Regions from separate parts of the Homo sapiens genome. Here region 2 is linked to region 1. The links are chromatin loops, found by intact Hi-C in ENCODE. Cell type or tissue: B cell. All regions are shown on one strand. Each heading gives the region's core, and the rest is flanking DNA. Links, peaks and the distances in the headings are about the cores only.

The links. Peaks named below come from ENCODE experiments on the same cell type or tissue, not always from the same donor. Only the 100,000 strongest peaks of a DNase experiment are listed, where the experiment ranks them.
Region 2: a loop joins it to region 1, with 5 times the contacts of the local background. A loop is called at or near these places in 2 of 110 quality-filtered maps.

Annotation. Positions count from the first base shown.
Region 1 is chr5:108,905,720-108,916,903 of GRCh38, reverse strand. All of the region lies in intron 10 of FER (FER tyrosine kinase), which reads right to left. Among named protein-coding and RNA genes, the nearest start is that of FER, 160 kb to the right of the region's middle. In B cell, for the core only: no CTCF peak of the experiment used is centred there; a DNase peak (open chromatin) is centred at 5,683.
Region 2 is chr5:108,854,486-108,865,669 of GRCh38, reverse strand. The region is part of intron 5 of FER (FER tyrosine kinase); the gene reads right to left. Among named protein-coding and RNA genes, the nearest start is that of FER, 110 kb to the right of the region's middle. In B cell, for the core only: no CTCF peak of the experiment used is centred there; a DNase peak (open chromatin) is centred at 6,539; H3K4me3 peaks cover 399 bases.

The DNA of each region.
Region 1 (11,184 bases), core at 1,438-9,437:
AAACATGATCAAATATAATATGAAATTGTTGGCAGTTATCCAAAAAGTCTATATGATTCTATTATACACAAAGGGAGAACAAAAACGAATCTCAGTAAGAGTTTTCATGATTATTTGAATTTCATCTTATGCCATCCAACCCATGAGCGAACATGATAGAGTTTTCTGGCAATTTTCTTTTATAATAACACACCTACACTGGGGCCTAATAAATAGCAAAGACTATGAATATTTTATAAGTAATAAAATTGGAAAAGGTTCACTATATCAAAAAATACAGCTATCTGTAATAATTATATAATACTGTGAACATAAGCTATATCTAAATACCCACAACATAATTAATAGATAATTGAAGTAACTATATATATAACGCAAGTCTATACTCATCCAGGCCCCTCCCGATCCAATGCTACAATTAATTACATTTCAGATTTCTGTTTGGCAGGGGGTCGGGGGGGTACCCAAATTATTAAGGTAAACATCTAAATTTCCCATTTCATTTTATCTTATTAAATACCTCCCAATAAAAACTTTGGGAATCAACAATTTGGAATGAATCAAGTAAGTACAGATAAACAAATTTTCTAAAAATTTTATACTAGGCTGTTGATGTAAAACTTGAATCAAGTATAATAATGAATTTTCCTAAGTATCTGAACCACAAATTGGATCCATATGTTAGATTTTATTAAACTATAAAGGAAGAGTTTTGACACCTTTAGGTAAGATTGGTTCAATAAATATTTTTATTTTAAATTCCAAATATTTTTAATTTGAGAATGCAAATATAATCAATGCCTTTTGTCTATGAATTCTTACCTTGTACAGCTCCAGTTTAAAAAAGAAACAGAGGAAAAGTTCACAAGTCAGTAGTCAATAAAAATGGAAACCTGGAGAGTAAAGCAGGAGAGAAGAGGGAAGTGGGTCATATCATAGTACCCTGTGTCAAGCAGGGGAGTATGGGAAAAGTGAAAGAAGAGGGAATGAAAAGCTTTTCTTACCTCAGACCCTCTTCTTCATCTCCTTTTTCCTACTCCCTTTTTGTTTGTCCTTTTATCTGCCTCTCATTCCTGTATTTTCTTTCTCTTCTGTTCTTTACCTTTCATCTTCCTCACCTTTCTTTACTGATCTTCTTCCTTCCCTCACCTGTTTCTTTTGCTACCTTTCTCCTGACACATATCTCCTTTTCCCTCTTTCTTAATTCTTCCTTAATGGCCTTAGCAACAAAAAACTGGGGGAGAGAAAAGAGTTCCCATCAAAATTAAATTTTAATTAGGACAGAGTAATTTATCCCCTTGCCAAAAAAAAAAAAGTCCTTTGTGGAATAAGAACAACGCTCAGGCTCCATAAAAACTGTGCCTTATTATAAAGAAACAAACAAGAGCCATTTAACTACCAGAGTTTCAGAAAGTAGTTATTTGTTTTTTGTTTTTGTTTTTGTTTTGAGATGGAGTGTCAATTTTGATTGATGGGGCAATCTCGGCTCATGCATCCTCTGCCTCCTGGGTTCAAGCGTTTCTCCTGCCTCAGCCTCTCGAGTAGCTGGGATTACAGGTGACACCACCACGCCTGGCTAATTTTTGTATTTTTAGTAGAGACGGGATTTCACCACATTGGCCAGGCTGGTCTCAAACTCCTGACCTCAGGTGATCCAACTGCCTCAGCCTCCCAAAGTGCTGGGATTACAGGCATGAGCCACTGGGCCGGGCCAAAAGTAGCTATTTGTAATGACTAAGGTTCTGGAGACTCTTAGGTTAACCAAATCTCTCAAAAGACAACTAAAGCTTTTTCTTACCAACTGGATTCCATCTCTACCTAACCTTCTTAGTCCTTTGTTCACTGACTTCTGAAACCAGGTGTCTTTCATAATCCATATCCTACTTTACTTCAACTCCTTCCAAGTTACATGCCTAACCCATATCCTCCTTGTCCTTGCTAAACCCTGTAGCCACCACCATTCCTGGCTATACCACAGAAAAGAAATGAGTTCTTCTTTCCAAAATTTCAAGAGCTTTTCCCAAGCCTTCTCCTCTATTCTAAATTATTTTTTCCTATATACTTATCTTAACCTAAATTACTTTTGAAAAGGGAAGAGCTAGGCTTACACAAATTTGTGAAATGGGCTAAATTAATCATCAGCAACTTCTCACCTTCCCTTCCAGCACTATGCCCCTCACTAGCCTGCCTATCAGAATAAAGACTACTTCAAAGTATCATTTCACATGCTTGTGCTATCTACTTCCATGCTGATTTCACCGCTCCTGCATTCCTCAAGCCCCTGAATTGAGGTACATATTAATGTCTGATGATGCTTAACATGCTACTTCTCCAAGAGGCATTCAGAATTTAATAAGGATCTTTAAGACAAAAATCCTTTGCCCAAAAGTCATTATTTTTCAACCACAAGAGATCTGAAGAATACAACACTTTGTTATCAAAAATAATAGCGAACTATAGTTTCTCAGTAAAAGAGAAAGAATAAGAGGTACATAGTCCATAGAAGAAACGTAATAATAATGGTTAGAGAGTCGGTAACAGAGAAAAGTAAGTATGGCATATATGGTTTAAAAAGCTCCTCCTTCTCCCAGATAATTCTGAAAAGATAGCCATAGAAAGCTCAACACACAATCTAACACATACACACACACACACACACACACACACACACAGAGAGACAAGTTAAGCATGCTTTCATTTTGGTCCTATGCTAAGTTAGAACAATTTTTTTCTAAATTTTTTCATTGAAGTACAAGATGAATATAGCAAAGTTTACAAATCAAAAGTGTGCAGGTTATAAATTTTTGCAGATTGAAAAAGTCCCTGTAACCAGAACACAGATCAAGAAACAAGTCACTGTCTATACTCTAGAAGTGTCTTGTGTGGCCCCTTTCAGTCACTACACCCACCCTACCAAGGGGAACCACTATTCTAAAATCGAATGTCATTGATTACTTTTACATTTTTTTGAGCTCCATATAAATGGAATCACAGAATATGTAATGTCTGGTGTCTTTTCACTTAGCATTATTTTTGTAAGATTCAGCCATACTGCTGCATGTAGTTGTAATCTGTTCATTTTCATTACTGCGGAGTATCCCATTGGGTAAGTATCCCACAATTTATGTATTCTACTGTTGACTGACATCTGGACAGTTTCTAGCTGGGGTCATTATAAATTGTGCTCCTGTGAATATTCTTGTACATGCCTTTTTGAGAGCATATGTATGTATTTCTATTGAGTATATATCCAGGAGCAGATATACTGAGTCACAGGGTGTACACATTTCCTTCTTTAGTAGACACTGCCCAATAGGCTTTCCAAAGTAGTGGTTGTGGCTAAGATATTTTAGAGGACATAGTTCATTCTGGCCCTGCTTAAATAACACAGTATGCCAAATTTCTACTTTGCCTATCTATAAATGATAGCTATGTTAGTCAAGACTATCACTCTGCATCCTTTCCTTTCTGTCAGAATTATGAGTTTATTACTTTATCACACAGATACTAGACTAATTTACCCCTATACATTAGCTTAGTGTTTTGTTTTTGTTTGGTATTTATATACAAGGAATATGTAGAGTGAGTCACACATTTAACTAAAAACTGCAACCTAAATGCTGATGGTTTCATTTTGCAATATCAAGCATGTTCAAAGAAAAATTTATCGAGTACCTACTCTTTGCCAGGTACTGTGTTAAGCAGTAAAAGTTTATATAGAAAATAATTATAAGAGATGCAGTAGGTATAATAATAGCATAAATGAAACCATTTGTGGATATTTACATTCTCAATACTCTCATCTACCTCTCAGACACTCCCTTTCATTTACTGAGGTATTTGTATTTGGCAAGTAGCTTAAGATTATTTTCTTTCCAGCTCAACCCCCAACAATATCATAAATGATTCTTATACCCAAGGCCTCAAAGTTCCTTGGATGGCTTCATCTCCAAGAGTACTCATCTAGGCTCAACTTCAGTAACTCATTCTACCATTTTTAACTTGGAACTTACCAGTCAGAATTTCTTCACTTGTAAGATTTCAGACCACACTTGATAGCTACTTACTCCAACTACACTTGTTCATAACTGAATTGATACAACCAGCCCAGGTAATACCCCCCAAATTTTTTTCCCAGGCCTTCAATCCTTATATCTTCCTTTCTTGTTTTGCTCTTCTTTCATAGCGTCATGTCTGTGATTACAACCAGTATCCATTCAGATTAGTAAGAGTTCATAGGGCCACGCACAGTGGCTCACACCTGTAGTCAATCTCAGCACTTTAGAAGGTCGAGGCAGGTGGATCACCTGAGGTCAGAGTTCGAAACCAGCCTGGCCAACATGGCAAAACCCAGTCTCTACTAAAAATACAAAAATTAGCCAGGCTTGGTGGTGGGCACCTGTAATCCCAGCTACTTGAGAGGCTGAGGCATGAGAATCTCTTGAACCTGGGAGACAGAGGTTGCAGTGAGCCAAGATTGTGCCACTGCACTCCAGCCTGGGTGACAAGAGCGAGACTCTGTCTCAAGAAAAAACAAAAAAAGTCCATGGTAGGAGCCAGACAAGGTAAACCCTTTAGGCAGGTCACTTAAAGAAATTTGTTGTTTAATCCTAAGCAAAAACAACAAATCTGGAGGCATCATATTACCTGACTTTAAATTATACTACAAGGCTAAAGTAACTTGTATTAGTCCGTTTTCACACTGCTAATAAAGACATACCTGAGACTGGGTAATTTATGAAGAAAAAGAGGCTTTACTCACAGTTCCAAGTGGCTGAGGAGGCCTCACAATTATGGTGGAAGGCAGAAGGCGAAAGGCACTTCTTACATGGCAGCAGACGAGAGAATGAGAGCCAAGCAAAAGAGGAAACCCCTTATAAAACCATCAGATCCTGTAACAATTATTCACTATCACAAGAACAGTATGGGGAAAACTGCCCTCGTGATTCAATTATCTCCAACCAGGTACCTGCCACAACACGTGGGAATTGTGGGAGCTACAATTCAAGATGAGATTTGGGTGGGGACACAGCCAAACCATATCATAACTAAAACTGCATGATACTTGTACAAATATAGACACAGATCAATGAAACAGAACAGAGAACCCAGAAATAAAGCCATCTACCTACAACCAACTGACCTTTGACAAAGTTCACAAAAATAAACAGTGAGGAAAGGCTACCCTATCCAATAAATGGTGCTCTGAAAATTGGCTAGCAATATGCAAAAGAATAAAACTAGACCCCTATCTCTCACCATATACAAAAATTAACTCGAGATGGATTAAAGACTCAAACGTAAACCTGAAACTATAAAAATTCCAGAAGAAAACCTAAGAAACACTCTTCCAGACATTGGCCTACACGAAGAATTTATGACAACAACCCCAAAAGCAAATGCAACAAAAACAAACATAGATAAATGAGACTTAAACTAGAAAGTTTTTATACATCAAAATAAATAATCAACAGAACAAACACACAATCTACAGTATAGGAGAAAATATTTGCAAGTTATGACTCTAACAAAGTACTAATATCCAGAATCTATAGGGAACTGAAACAACACAAGAAAAAAATGAACAACTCCATTAAAAAGTGGGCAAACGACATGAACACACATTTCTCAAAAGAAGACATACACATGACCAAGAAATATATGAAAAAAACCTCAACATCACTAATCATCAGAGAAATGCAAATTAAAACCACAATGAGATATCATTTTACGTCAGTCAGAATGGCTATGTTGAAAAAGTCAAAAAACAACAGATGCTAGTGCGGATGTGGTGAAAAGAAAATGTTATGCACTGTTGGTGGGAATGTAAATTAGTTAAACTTCTATGGAAAACAACATGGAGAATTTTTCAAAGAACTAAAAATAGAACTACTACTATTTGACCCAGTAATCCCACTACTGGGTATTATATCAAAAAGACACCTACACTCATATGTTTATTGTAATACTCTTCACAATAGCAAAGTCATGGAATCAACCTAAATATCCACCAATAGTTGATTGGATAAAGGAAATGTGGTATATATACCCTATGGAATACTATGCAGCCATAAAAAATAATGAAATAATGTCCTTTGCAGCAACTAGATGGAGCTGGAGGCCATGATCCATCATCCTAAGTGAAAAAACTCAGAAATAGAAAATCAAATACCGTATGTTCTCACTTATAAGCAGGGGCTAAATAATGGGTATATTGGACATAAAGCTGAAAATAATAGACACTGGGGACTCCTAAAGGGCGAAGTGGGAGAAGCGGAGGGGGTTGAAAATTACCTATGTGGTACAATGTTCACTATTTGGGTGATGGGTATACTAGAAGCCCAAACCCCACCATTATACAATATATTCATGTAACAAACCTGCACATATACCTACTGAATCTAAAATGGAATTAAATTTTTAAACAAACCTTTTTTTTAAAAAAAGTAAAAGCCTTCCAAAGAATAGGGAAATTATGCTAAGTGTGGTCAAGAAATTTGGTGTTTCACCTGAAAGTCATAAAAAGCCACTGTACCCATTCTTGTTGAGACCACTATAACCAGACTGGCTGATGTGAAATTTTAAAAGATAACTTTGGCTAGAGTAGAGAGCAGGTTCGAAGGAAGCCACTGTAGATGATGATAGACAAGTTTAACAGTTCATTAATTTCTAATTGCATTTCTTAATCATTATTTTCATTACTAGTGGCTTGAAAAGTTTTTAAATATCTTACAAAAATTTATATTTAATCTATTATGAATATCTTATTCATAATCTTTGTCCATTTTTAATTGGTGCATTACTTTTTTCTAAACCAATTTGGATGATCTACTTATATATTTACAAACATTAATACTTTGTCACAAGAGCAGTACATATTATTCCCAGTTTTTATCCTGCATTTTAATTCAGTTTATTTTCCAACATAGGAAAATGTTCAGTAATATTTTCTTCTAGTAGTTTTGTGGCTTTTTAAAAATATTTGAGTATTTAATACATCTGAAATTTCCTCTTTATGTAGCATAAGTTTAAAATCAAAATTGATATTTATCCAACATAAAAAGTTTTGTTTTCCTCAAAATATTATTTTATTTATATATAAGTATATATATGATACATATATAAATACATATACATTGGAGTTTACTTCACCGAAGTATTCTTCTCTATTAGTCTGTCCGAAGATTGTTTCTTAACTATGTGGTACCCTTCCAGCTGTTCAAATGTTTTTTTTCTAACATCACCAGTATGACAGCATTAATTCAAGTTTCAAAAAGAAGACAGATTTAAACATCTGAATTTGTTTATATTCTTCTTACAGTCCTCTGACAACATATACCATATAGTTAAATATAGAATAGAAGTGTAACTGATACTTTGGAATGAGTTGTTTCTCCTTCCAAGGAACAAATGATTTTTTTACACAACCTTGAGAATTTTCAAGAAAACTTAGCCTCTACTCTCAAAGATCTCTAGATACACTGTGATAGAGAAAACCTTTCCTTAGTTTCAGATCACATCCTTCATCTGTGATTTGCGAAGTAAACCGATGATTTAAAAAATTAACAGTGGATCCTTAAGCTTTTAAATATGTATAATGAGAAACAACTTTCTGCACAATACTATAATAAAAAAAAGGATTTAAAATTCATCTGGTACCAAATGAAGCAATAAATCATAACATTCACACATTCTCTTTATAAAAACTTTCAGTTAAAGAAATTAATGTCATAAAATAATTATCAAAATTCAAGACACAAGATTTTGGAGACAAAAACATATAAATCCTTCACTACATACATTGTCAAAAATCTACCCACAATTAAGCCGCCAGATAGAACATCTTCAAACATAATTGTTTTGTTTGTTTTCTAACACAGGGTCTGGTTCTGTTGCCCAGGCTGGAGAACAGTGATGTCATCTTGGCTCACTGCAACCTCTGCCTCCTGGGCTCAAGCCATCGTCCCACCTTAGTCTCCTGAGGACTACAGGCACGTGCCACCACACCCAGCTAATTTTTTACTTTTTGTAGATACAGGGTTTCTCCATGTGGCCCAGGCTAGTCTAGAACTTCTGAGCTCAAGCGATCCACCCACCTTGGCCTCTGAAAGTACAGAGATTACAGGCATGAGCCAGCCACCACACCTGGCCTTCAAATATAAATTTTTTTTTTTTTTTTTTTTGAGACGGAGTCTCGCTCACTCGCCCAGGCTAGAGTGCAATGGCGCCATCTCGGCTCACTGCAAGCTCCGCCTCCCGGGTTCACAGCATTCTCCTGCCTCAGCAAATACAAATTTTAAAACAAATACTACACAGTTTAATAGAGAGATTAGCAACCAAATTGTATAGGCTGGAATGACTTTTTTCAGGTTGAAGAAAATGAAATTATTTTTAAAAATCGTAACAAAATGACTTGAACATGTTATGTGATGGTTTATATGCCAAGTAATTACTTTTGATTGATTTATTAATATTTTTTAATGAGCACCCAAAAACTATTGTATAGGCAGAAAAAAGAACTATTAATCTATGAATAGAAATTTCTTTAGCAATTTCATTCTTAACAGCTATTATTTCGTTATAGCAATGTAAGGGAAGGAAAAAGGTTTTTAAAAAATTTTTTAACAGTTATTACAGCAAATTAGCCATGCATTTAAATATCTTTTATTCCTTTTTCCGGTAATTAAATTTCTGTTCAGTTTCTCAAACAATATATCCGCATTAAGCTACATCATCATAGTCCAAAGTTTTTGTTTTTTAATTAACACAAAACGAACGCCAGGTAATACTACCTCTATCAGGTAAACAGTTAATCTAAAAATGAAAATCAAAGGAAGAAAATCTAATTGGTATATAAATAATAATGAAATTGTTCTCAATAAACTAAAATGTTTTACTACATTTAACCTTTTCTGCATGAACTTGCTTAAATCACTTAACTTTCTCTCTGCTTTCATTTTTTGTCTTTATCTGGAGTGGTATTCCAGTACTCTCAATTTTCTCGAAAATGTACATTTGGGTGTCAATCAATTGATGTCTAAATCATGACAAAAGAAAAAAAAATCCACTGATACCTGAATACAAAGAAAAGAAAACAAACTGAAGACTGAGTGTTAAATACTGAAGCCTAAGGAATATTAATGATTAATTTCATCAGAGTACTTAGTTCTATCTGATGTTTTCTTGTTAATCATTTGTTTATTGCAATTTTCTGCTTGCTGAATGTAGATCTAAGAGTGCAGAGACTCTGTCTACTATTCCAGGTTATCTACATCCATGGCACTAGATACTTACAGAAGTTGGTTAACTGTGGCCGGGCCCAGGGGCTCACTCCTATAATCCCAGCACTTTGGGAGGCCGAGGCGGGTGGATCCCTAAGTCAGGAGCTCAAGACCAGCCTGAACAAGATGATAAAACCCCGTCTCTATCAAAAATACAAAAAAATTAGCTGGGTGTGGTGGCAGCACCTGTAATCCCAGCTACTCGGAAGGCTGAGCCCAAGAATTGCTTGAACCCAGGAGGCAGAGGTTTCAGTGAACCGAGATCCCGCCACTGCACTCCAGCCTGGGCAACAGAGTGAGACTCCATCTCAAAAAAAAAGAAAAGAAAAGAAAAGAAGTTGGCTAATTGTGTTTAATGAGAAGGCAGAGGAGGGAGGAAAAAGGTGGAAGAGACAAAAAAAAGAGGGAAAAAGGAAATGGAGAAAAAGGGGAAATAAAAGGAACAAAAACCAAATGTGCATTAAGCACCTTCCTAATTGTATCTGGAGCTGTATATTGTTTTTACATTCATTCATAAATACATCCAACAATCCTATGAAGTGTATATTATTAATTAGATTTTACCGATGAAGACATTGTAGTTTAGCGGGTGAAAATCCACCTAAAGGCAATTAAACCCAGGATAATGTGACTCCAATTCCCACAATTTTTTCCACCCTACACCACTGTTAGAAAGATAGACTTTGAACAATACTGAGAGAAAGGGACCAAAGGAAATGGAAAAAACAGGTTTCAACTGGTAGAATGAATAAAATCATGGTATTGCATAAGATGGCAGAAAGGAGAATTGTTAAAAGGAAGTATTATGAGTATCAAAAGCTGTTATTTTCCATAACAGCAAATTTAAACATATATATATATTATTTTAGTAATGAATAATCTTAAGATATAATTGTACTTAGGGATTTTTTTCTTTCATTCAAATTAAACTATAAAAGTAACATTAAAATAATGGGATTATGTACTATTTTTTATAAAAATTGCATCATGTAAAAATTTAAACACAAACTTTAATAATGTATGAGAAAGGAAAAAAGCAGACTTCTAATAAACTAGTAACACTAAAAATATTTGAAAAATTAGCTGATCAACTCTAATAACGTCATAAAAGGGCTATTATAAAGGTAATGCATAAGTCGTAAGTTAATTACATGACAGTTTTTTAAAAAATGTTTTCCAATCTATTGTGGCTAAAAGACAACAATATTTCAAGTACAGAGAAGAGTAGATCACAAACATGCTTACCTATCATCTAAAAATTAATAGTTTGCATTTTTAAAAGGAAGGATTTATGCTTAATGAAAAAATAACATCAAGAACAGGGAAAAAAAGACCAGCAAAAAAGTAAGCACACACATTAACTTATTATTGTTTCTGTGATGTTTCATCAAATAATCAAATATTAGACAATACTAGTTTACTAAGTGACAAGCACTGTTCTGCATGCTTTAAATGTATAAACTTAACTATTCCTGCAACAAACCCAAGAGTGGGTAACACAGTAATCTCATTTTACACACTGGGAAATGGGGACAGAAAAAGTCCCATAACTTGGCTTATACCCTGCACTTACTTAAGTGGTGAGGCAAAGACTCAAACCAAAGAAGTCTGGCTCTATAGCTGGGGCTCTCCCTAGAGCAAAGATTCTATCACAACCACTCATTAGTCATTATCTCTGTAACTACTCCAGATTTTTTCACCCTGTTAGAATACCATTGCCACAATTACTTATTAATAAAGTGGGAAATACTTGATGAAAACAATTTTAACATTTAAACCATTTTAAAAATTGAGTTACATCAATTTTAACCTGCTTTTGAAATTCTGTACCTATTCATTTCATCTATAAACATTTACTGAGTATATATATAGGTACTGCTAAACACAAGTTTAAAAAATGTTT
Region 2 (11,184 bases), core at 2,231-10,230, 52 kb after region 1:
ATTTTCTCCCATTCTGTAGGCTGCCTGTTCAATCTGATGGTAGGTTTCTTTTGCTGTGCAGAAGCTCTTTAGTTTAATTAGATCCTGTTTGTCAATTTTGGCTTTTGTTGCCATTGCTTTTGGTGTTTTAGACATGAAGTCCTTACCCATGCCTATGTCCTGAATGGTATTGCCAAGGTTTTCTTCTGGGGTTTTTATGGTTTTAGGTCTAACATTTAAGTCTTTACTCCATCCTGAATTAATTTTTGTATAAGGTGTAACTCACTATTCCTATTCAACATAGTGTTGGAAGTTCTGGCCAGGGCAATCAGGCAGGAGAAGGAAATAGAGGGTATTCAATTAGGAAAAGAGGAAGTCAAATTGTCCCTGTTTGCAGATGACATGATTGTTTATTTAGAAAACCCCATCATCTCAGCCCAAAATCTCCTTAAGCTGATAGGCAACTTCAGCAAAGTCTCAGGATACAAAATCAATGTGCAAAAATCACAAGCATTCTTATACACCAATAACAGACAGAGAGCCAAATCATGAGTGAACTCCCATTCACAATTGCTTCAAAGAGAATAAAATACTTAGGAATCCAACTTACAAGGGACGTGAAGGACCTCTTCAAGGAGAACAACAAACCACTGCTCAATGAAATAAAAGAGGATACAAACAAATGGAAGAACATTCCATGCTCATGGGTAGGAAGAATCAATATCGTGAAAATGGCCATACTGCCCAAGGTAATTTATAGATTCAATGCCATCCCCATCAAGCTACCAATGACTTTCTTCAAAGAATTGGAAAAAACTACTTTAAAGTTCATATGGAACCAAAAAAGAGCCCACATTGCCAAGTCAACCCTAAGCCAAAAGAACAAAGCTGGAGGCATCATGCTACCTGACTTCAAACTATACTACAAGGCTACTGTAACCAAAACAGCATGGTACTGGTACCAAAACAGAGATATAGACCAATGGAACAGAACAGAGCCCTTAGAAATAATGCCGCATATCTACAACCATCTGATCTTTGACAACCCTGACAAAAACAAGCACTGGGGAAAGGATTCCCTATTTAATAAATGGTGCTGGGAAAACTGGCTAGCCATATGTAGAAAGCTGAAACAGAAACAGATCTTAAGTTGAGAATTTTTGACGGCAGGCTCCCTTCTGTTGCCATTCTGCTTAGGCTCAGCAACCATCTGAGTATTCCTCATTTAAGAATCTCAGTACCCCAGAGCAAAGAGCAGAGAAAAGGTGAGGGTTTTTGCAAAGAGGGACAATTTCAGACCTCAGACCATTCCTAGGAAGAACAACAGAATGAGAAATAGAATTCCCTTGCTTTCTCATCATCCCTCCAATTCTGATGCTCAGGAACTACATCCACATCGTATAAACAGAAACAAACCTTCTGGCAGACTTGTATGTCTCTACTATCAATAAATTCTAGAGTTCACAAATACTAGAATCACCACTGACTTCTATGGAGCAACACATAATTTTTTTAAAGAGTTTAATTCTGTACCCATTGTCCATTCACTGGCTCTTGCACATGAGGATATTAATAACTGTCCAAGTTTTTAACAAAATGTTACCCAGATAATCTATTTCACTTTATAACATAAAGAACTTCTTAATAAGAAAATAATCTTTTCACCTGAGTATCTCTAACCCCTGTCACTGCTGAAGAGAAACATGTTCTAAAACTAGAGTGGCAGGAGGGAAGCAAGTACATTAATTTAGTTCTCACCTGAAGAAAATCAGAAAGAAAGAAAAAAACTTGAATCACTAAAGTAATACTTTTCAAACTTTTTGACTACCACCCACAAGATAATATATTTTATGTCATGAACCAGTAAATAATCAAATATGTGTTTATATAAATGTAATATAAAATGATTATTCTCCTTACTATGAGGTATGCCCAGTGATTTTTTCAAAAATTCTAATCTATTTGAATTTTTTTAATGTTTATCAGAAATCAGTAAATTTTTTGCCTCAGTTAAAATAAATCCCTAGAGAAGATTTATCTCACTCTGCATGACACTTGGCACAATTTTTTAACTTAGCAATTAATAAAATAACTTCAGTAATACTAACCATGAATGATTTTTAATGTTCTAAGGAACATATCCTCCCACATGATCAGTTACTAATAATTTTTCATAGAATAATACAATAGCATTTTTATCCATGAATATTACTACTTAGCATTCTTCTTACAGAATATATTTCATTAAAAGTCCCCAAAAGTCAATGCAATTGCCTGGGTGCAGCAGCTCACGTGTAATCCCAACACTTTCAGAGGCCGAGGCGGGCGGATTACTTGAGGTCAGGAGTTCGAGGCCAGCCTGGCCAACACAGTGAAACCCCATCTCTACTAAAATACAAAACAAGTAGCCAGGTGTGGTGGTGCATGCCTGTGGTCCCAGCCAATCGGGAGGCTGAGGCAGGAGAATCACTTTAACCCAGGAGGCGGAGGTTGCAGTGAACCAAGATCAAGCCTCTTCACTCCAGCCTGGGCAACAGAGCTAGACTCTGTCAAACAAACAAAAAAAAAGGTCAGTGCAACTGACATATCTATGGCCAGCCCACAGCCTTCCATCTAAAAGTGATCACCCCTTTTTGTCCCCACCCACACAAGTTAGGAGGAGGCTCCTACATGGAGCTGACATCCAAGATCTAAGGTACATACCTGACAATATAGGAACCAATATTTTGGCTAGAAGCTAAGTCATATTAATTCCTGAATAAGAGTAAAAGTTCACTAACTCCTGCTACAGAAGCTGCCTTTTCTGAGGCCCATTTCAAGGTTTTTGGTTTTTAGTCTGGTTTTTTTTTTTACTCACCATTTTTAAGCTAGTTTAAGTTTCTGTTAACTACTTGAAATTGAACAAATTAATTCTGACAACAGTTCAAAAGGTCAGGTACAATTAACCAGATAAGTTAATTCCAAGTAATAAAGACACTTTCCACAGTCCACATGTTCATAATAAGAAAACAAAACAGGCAGTTACCATGCAAGTGTATTTGAGTACTGTGTTCTAAGATGTTACTTTTTACTGTCAGTTCAAAAGGTATAATCAATTCACTGAATTCCATATTTTGCCTCTTATTTAAAAATTTTATTTTGTTATATTAACTATTATTCCTAATTAATTCCCTGAATTTTTTAGTCTAACTTCAGAAGACAATCTCTCTACACATTTTCATTGAGACATTTAAACCATTTAAACCACCCATCTGTCCTCTCATTTGCACAGATATTTAAACTGCACACTACCCATCTGTCTTTCTAGCTGGTGTAAAATGATTCACTAAACATACAACACTCAACTCAGTAAGATTTTATGCTCCAAGATAACATTAGAGAAGTTAAGAATTTCCCAGATACCTTTTTCTTTATTAAATATAGTATATGACAAACAGCCTGAAGTCATTAGAGCCAAAATTTAATCACCAACAGCTTACCAATGGTCATTAATAACAATTACAAAAATATTTACTGCCTTTGGAAATATCCAATGCAGAATCTATTGTATTAAAATAATAATAATAAATTCTCAAAACCACTTTCAGGTTTAAAACCAGATTTCAGGTTATGTTTTGACAGATTTTGGGGAGGAGTACTCCACAGCTCACATACACTTCTACATTTGGTTATAAGGCATACTTATGCATGCACATTATCAATCAATCTGTTATCTCCTTCCCTTGCAGGTAAAAACAAAGAGTTTTAAAAACATGCTCACTTACCATGATTTGGAAAGGGATTCTATGTTACTTTTTACTGATTTGTTTTAAAATAAATGTTTAGGGTGCTATACAGGATACATAAGTCAATTTCAGAAATGTTAATACCATATAAAAACCAATGTTACAAATAAAAATTTTAAAATTCCTTTTACTTAACAAAATTATTGCAAAAAATAACCTAATACAATTCTATTTACTTCGAAATATCTTAGATCACTAATATACTTTCTTAACTTTTAAATAAATGCATATGCTCTTAAAATTAACGTGAAGTACATAGAATGAAAAAATTCTTATTTTTCATTCAACAGACACAGTATCCTATCTTTGTTTTGTGTGCTTTTTTTCTTTTTTCTTTAAATGATGACAGGCATTGGAGCAGGGCATGAGTGTTCTACATGTCAATCAACAAGGAGGAAAACATCCAATTTTTCCTCCTCCACATAATAAAATTCACAAAGAGATTAAATTATAATTTGTTTGCCACAACTTGTTGACAAATCTATTTAATGTTTTGTAATAACAGAATGCATAAACAACATATCATGCCATCAACAATATTATGAAGCTAGCAAAACTCAATTATGTAAGTTTGACATTTACAAGAGAAAGGCTAGACTACTCATTAAGCTAGTCTAAAAAGTCACTTTTTTTATTATAAACTTCTGAAGTGTTTGCCATTTGCGAATTATGGTAGAAACCTGCTGATAATAAATAAGAAGTGATTATTTTCTAAAAATAAAGTGCCTACAAGTAGACTCTGCTTTGATTTGGATAACTAAACATTCCACCACCTTACAATTTTCCTTTCTTTCAGAACATTCCTTGTTAATATGGTTTGGCTCTATGTCCCCACCCAAATCTCATCTGGAATTATAATCCCTATAATTCCCATGTATCAAGGGAAGGACCAGGTGGAAGGTGGTTAAATCATGAAGGGGTATTTTTACCCCCATGCTGTTCTTGTGATAGTGAGTTCTCAGAAGATCTGGTGGTTTTACAAGGCAGTTTTCCCTACTCTTGCTCAGTCTCTCTCACCTGCCACCATGAAGTCATGCCTCTTCCTCTTCCACCATGATTGTAAGTTTCCTGAGGCCTCCCCAGCAATGTGGAACTGTGAGCCAATTAAACCTCTTTTCTTTATAAATTACCCAGTAATTATATGTCTTTATAGCAGTGTGAAAACAGACTAATACGCTGCTCAATTTCACAATTTTACTTATTACTCTACACTCGCTATCCTAGGCACACTGAGTATGAAGAAAATGAACAGGAATTCATCTTAACTTATAGTTACTTGGGTCAAATGTATACACATGTTTTTTTCACATGGAAGTTAAATTCAAGTGTGATATGTAGAAACAATGAAGGAGCTACCTTTTTTACTCAGTGTGGTTCTGACAAGAACAATGTTAAAAAGTCAGTACTAGTCTCAGCTTTTCCTTTGATTAGATGTGCAGCCCCAAGCAAAACATTTAATCTAAATTTTAGTTTCTGATTTTTAAACATAGGAATTAAATTATCTGCCCTTTCTAATTCACTGGGTTGTAATGTAGATTAAATGGCAGAAAACTGACAAAATGCAGTTAATAGCAAAGGCTAAATAAAGCACAGAATTTGGAAAGACAAAAAGAAAATGTTTGTGTTTATATGCTCCTATAAAGCATTAAAAACAAAAATAGGTATGGCCAGGCACAGTGGCTCACATCTGTAATCCCAGCACTTTGGGGGACTGAGGTGGAAGGATCATGAGGTCAGGAGTTTGAGACCAGCCTGGCCAATATGGTGAAACCCTGTCTCTCTTAAAAAATACAAAAATTAGCTGGGCGTGGTGGTGCACACCTGTAGTCCCAGCTACTTGGGAGGCTGAGGCAGGACAATCACTGGAACCCGGGAGGTGGAGGTTGCAGTGAGCCGAGATCGCACAACTGCACTCCAGCCTGGGCGACAGAGAGAGACTCCATCTCAAAATAATAATAATAATAATAATAATAATAATAATAATAGGTATATACATATCTTGCTACTTTTAATAAATTTCCTGGCATAAGAAAATTTGATTTATCAAGAAACATTTACTAAACATTTTATGGGTTTTGAACTGTTCAGAGAACTGAAATAGTGATACTTTATTTAAAAATTCAATATAAAACACCTTTAAAGAGCAAGTTCTCAAACTCTGTGTAATATAATTTCCTTGCATATAGTGATTGCTACATTCAATTGATCCACAGTCTTCTAACAACCTGTAAAGTGAATGATGTACCATGTCCAAATCTACATTCCATAATTTCCTAATACTGTGAATGAGGGAGTTCTGGGTAGCTGGGATATGGCAGCAGCATAATTCTGAATCTCCCACATATTACCCAAAAATATAATAAAGAACAAAATGAAAAACATAACTCATACCCTCAGCATAACAGGCACAGAAAGTCCAAATTTTAAATTGGCTATGAGTAGAAAAGTAAACACCAAATCTCTACAAATGATCTCTCCCCCTCCCAAAGCAAGCCTTTACGAAGACCAAATGCTGTTGGGTGGGTTGGTTGGAGGTGGGTGTTGGGGGGTGAGGCAGGGGTCGGGGTGAAGAGAAGAAACAGCAGAATGCTTAAGACTGATCTAAAAACAACCATCAGAAAAAGAAGGTCTGCTCTACTTGTGAAAATACTGAAAAACTGTAGTGGTAGATCACAGCAGTGACAGCAATGTAAGAGTTAAAGAAAAGAGGAAGTGAGATACTATGTCTCATCTACCAAATTGAGAAACACTCTGTTGGCGAGGATGTGGAGAAAAAACATTCATACATTTCTAGTAGAAATGCAAATTGGTATAATCCTTATAGAAGGAAATTTGGCAATATCTAACAAAATCACATGTAAGTATACCTTTTAACCCAGCCATCACACTTCTTGGAATTTATATCACACTTTTGGGAATTCATATCTCCAATCACACACACAAACACACACACATACAAAACACATACATAAGGTTATTTATAGTAGGAGTACATATAATTAGAAAAATCAGAAATAAGCTATATGTCCATATGTAGGAAAGGGCTTAAATAATCTTAAAATAAAGTGGCATGCAGCTGTTGAAACGAATGAAAAAACGAGCAAGAGACTGTGAGGACAGAAAAAAAAAAAAAAAAAAATGAAAAAACTGTCTACCAACTCAAATGTTGTCATTTTCAAGATGCATTATCAATGGAGAAGCAAAGGAAAAAGAATATTATATAATCGTAGTTTTGTGTAAGAAAGAAAGGAAAATAAAAATGATTGAGTTCCCTATATGGTTTTGAACAGTATTAACTTTTGGAATCACTAAAGTTTCACATAGAAATAAATAAACAAAATTAACAAGGATAAGAGGGAGGGGGGAAAATAAAATGAGATACAACAGAAACAAATGAACCAAACTGTATTTCCAGTGAATAACACTAACCACACTAAAAGGAGTAGGGAAGTAACTTTGTAAAAAACTAAGTAACTTTGGAAAACAGTATTTGATTACAATAGAAAGCTAAAGACAAAAAAAGCTTTAAACAAATACCAAACTGTAGTCTTTAAGTTTCATTTTTCAGAGGCATGAGTTAGCAATACTGAAATTACTTTCTGTGTATTCTAGCATTTGAGCAAGTAAGTAAAATATTGTGAACAACAGAAGCTAGGTTTCTCACTGCCAGAGAAAGCAGTTGCAAATATATAAATAGGAAGAGGAGGAATAAACTGTATGGTATTGGACTAGAATTTGAAGTATCAATGTGAACCCCTCAGTGTATCCCTAGACAGACCAATAGATAACAGAAGAAAGCACAGGTGTACATGAATGTGTACGTGTTGCTTATTTCCTGTGTCTGTCAATTAACAGGACCTAGAATAAGATACTCCACTAGCAATGAGCACACCAATGGCCAGATACTGTTTTCCAAATATAATTCTCCACTAAAAGGAACTAGGGTTTCATAGAGAAATGGAACCTGAAGTAGGAAAAGTATAAGATGAGCCAGAAAATACGTATTCAATGAATGATAGGAATGTGTCAAAAGGACAGAGGAGCCAGTTTGAAGTGGCTCCCACTGGCCAAATCCGAGCATGATAGTATATCATTATGATAGTATAAAATTATAATCCATGAATAAAAATCAGAATCTGTGAGTTCATTCTAATACATTAAATTAATACATAAATTTAAAAAATAAACAGGAGGGGAAAGCCCTTCCTTATATTAAAAACAAATTAATAAATGTAAAAGGAATAATTGAATTAGAAAATTACCATTTCACAATTGCCATAATAATAAATGATTTAGGCAGGAACCATTGATAGACATAAAAACTAGTGGGTGAAAATCTGAAGAGTAACACCGTATTTACATAGCGTCAACGTTTTCCCTACAATACTTATTAACAAAAAGAAAAATGAAAATGTAACTTAAGTGTGGAGAAATCAAGCGTATACCACCTTACTCCAATGATCAAATTAATATCCAATAATGGGATGAACTGACATCATGGACCTGATATAAAGCACCAACAACAGAACATCATTTCTATGGTATTCCTATGAAAAATAAATAAATATTATGCAGAAAAACAAATCAAGGAATACTCCATAAAATAACTGTTCTATACTGCTCAAAAATGTCAATGTTTTGTGAACCATAAAGACTATTAACTGTTCCAGTGTAAAGGCAACTAAAAAGATATGACAACTGAATAAATATACATTTACGTTTTTATATTTACACATACACACACATGCATATATATGTATGCACCACATACAGAGACAGAAAAGCATAAAGCAAATGTGGTAAAATGTGAACATTTGGGAAACATGAGTGAACGGTATATGGGAATTCTTTCTACTATTCTTTCAACATTTCTCTAGGACTGAAATGACGTTAAAATATAGTTAAAAGAAAGCTGTGAAAATTGGATCAAAATTTTAAAGTATCAGAATATTCATTGTATCTAAAGAACTGGTATTATTTAGCCTACAGATAAGAAACCTCAACAATTTGTTCTTTAAATATCAAAACACTGATTTCCTAGTTCAGAAAAGAAAATTTAGTTTTAATTTGTATGTCTCCTAGCAGGTATGTTTCCACTACACGTAATATTAACACACAAAGAAGTCACACTGAAAAAAAAAAGATTTAACTCTACTTTAGAAGACTAGTCGAGTGTGTGGAAGAACAACATTTACAGAAAATTTAGGGCATTCATCCTTTAAATGTTTATCTACAATCCATGGTGTCCTAGGTTATGTGAGGGATGCACAGTTATAGTCTCTTCCTAAAAGATACTGGATACGAAAATTAAAATGAAAGCTGACCAAATAGTCATCATGTTAGGATATGACTGTATCAAAAATGTAGAGATCATCATTAATTTAGCATAAACAAACACATACTAACCTCCAACTCCTAATATGTACTATGATACGAAAGGTATCTAATAAGTTGATGAACACACTTAACAAACTGGCTTAAAAGCTACATGTTATGCATAAAATATCTCTAGAAAAAGCAGATAATATCTGTTGCCTCTGGAGGAAAAAAATGAATAATGAGTGGGAAAAAAAACTTTTTCATTGTATACTTAATGGTTTGTACCTTATGATTTTGAAATCTGAACCATATTAGTGTGAAGAGGGAGTCTGTGAACCCCATTTTTAAAAATTACTCTGAAGAGAACTTCCATAAGCTTTCACCAGCATATCTAACCTTTTTATCTGAATTTATATCTCTCCATCTCTCCTAAGCTATTACTATGAATAAACTGTCCTTGTTCAAAGTGAAGACTAATCTATTTATTGGGGTACTAGATGTATCCTCTCTCACCTACTCAGGGACATTTCTCCAGCAATTCTTCCTTCATTCCTGCTGCCTCAACTGTTTTTCCTTCCCTAGAAGTGCACTTCCATCAGTAAACAAGCTGTAATAGCTCCCAATCTTGAAAAAAAAAAAAAATCCTCCCTTTACTACACTTCTTCCAGTTAATTCCGTATTTCATTCCTCCCCTTTACCGCAAAACTGATACTAGTTATCTCCAGTTTCTTTTTTCTCCTTCTTTCTTAAACCCAGCCCATTTAGGGTTTTCCCTGTACTACTCCACTGAAACTTCTCTTGTCAAAATCACCAATAACCTACACTTTGCTAACTCCAAATCTTAATCCTCACCTTATGTTTTAGCAGTATTCAACCTAGTTGATCACTTGCTCTTCCTTGAAACCTATCTTCCCACATCTGTCTTCCAGAATAGTACATTCACTTAGTTTTCCTTTTACATTGGTCTTTTGTATTCTTTTTTTTTTTTTTTTCGCTGGAGTGCAGTGGCGCGATCTTGGCTCACTGCAAGTTCCGCCTCCCGGGTTCACGCCATTCTCCTGCCTCAGCCTCCCGAGTAGCTGGGACTACAGGCGCCCACCACCGCGCCCGGCTAATTTTTTGTATTTTTTAGCAGAGACGGGATTTCACCGTGGTCTCGATCTCCTGACCTTGTCATCTGCCCGCCTCGGCCTCCCAAAGTGCTGGGATTACAGGCGTGAGCCACCGCGCCCGGCCGGTCTTTTGTATTCTTTTTAACTCTTTATTTCGCTGACTTCTTAATGTTGGGCTCAGTCTTTGTTAAGACTCTTCTCTTTTTTATCTTCATTTATATTACTGGTAATGTCATAAAATCTCATGGCTTTAAATGACAATTAACATTTCATATTTATAGTTCTACTCCAGACCTCTCCCTGGAACTGCTGAACTAGAGATTTAATTCAACAGTTCCACTTGAGTATCTAATAAGACTCTAAAAACCAGTCTTCCCACATTTTTCCCATTTCAGTTAATAATAATGCCATTCTTCCAGTTGCTCAGGCCAAAAATCTTGGAATCAGTCTTTTCTTCTTTCTCTCACAAACTACATCCAATTCAATGGCAAATCCTCTACGCTTTTTTTTTTTTTTTTTTTTTTTTTTGAGACAGGGTCTTGCTGCTCTGTCAGCCCAGCTGGAGTGCAGTGGGGGCAATCTTGGCTCACTGCAACCTCCGCCTCCTGGGTCAGGCAATTCTGGTGCCTCAGCCTCCCTAGTAGCTGGGACTATAGGCGTGTGCCACCAGGCCTGGTTAATTTTTTGTATTTTTAGTAGAGACACGGTTTCACCATGATGGCCAGTGGCCAGGTTGGTCTTGAACTCCTGGCCTCAAGTGATCCATCTGCCTCGGCCTCCCAAAATGCTGGGATTACAGGCATGAGCCACCACGTCCAGCCCGCTCTACTTTCAATATATGGTAGATTTTCATTATTTGTGAAAGCTGCATTCCTGAATTTACCTACTGGGTAAAATTTCTTTAAAACCCCCAAAACAATACATGCATTGCATTCCAGGTCAGTTACAGGCATGCCATGTGCAGAGCAGCAAAAAATTTGAGTAAAGGC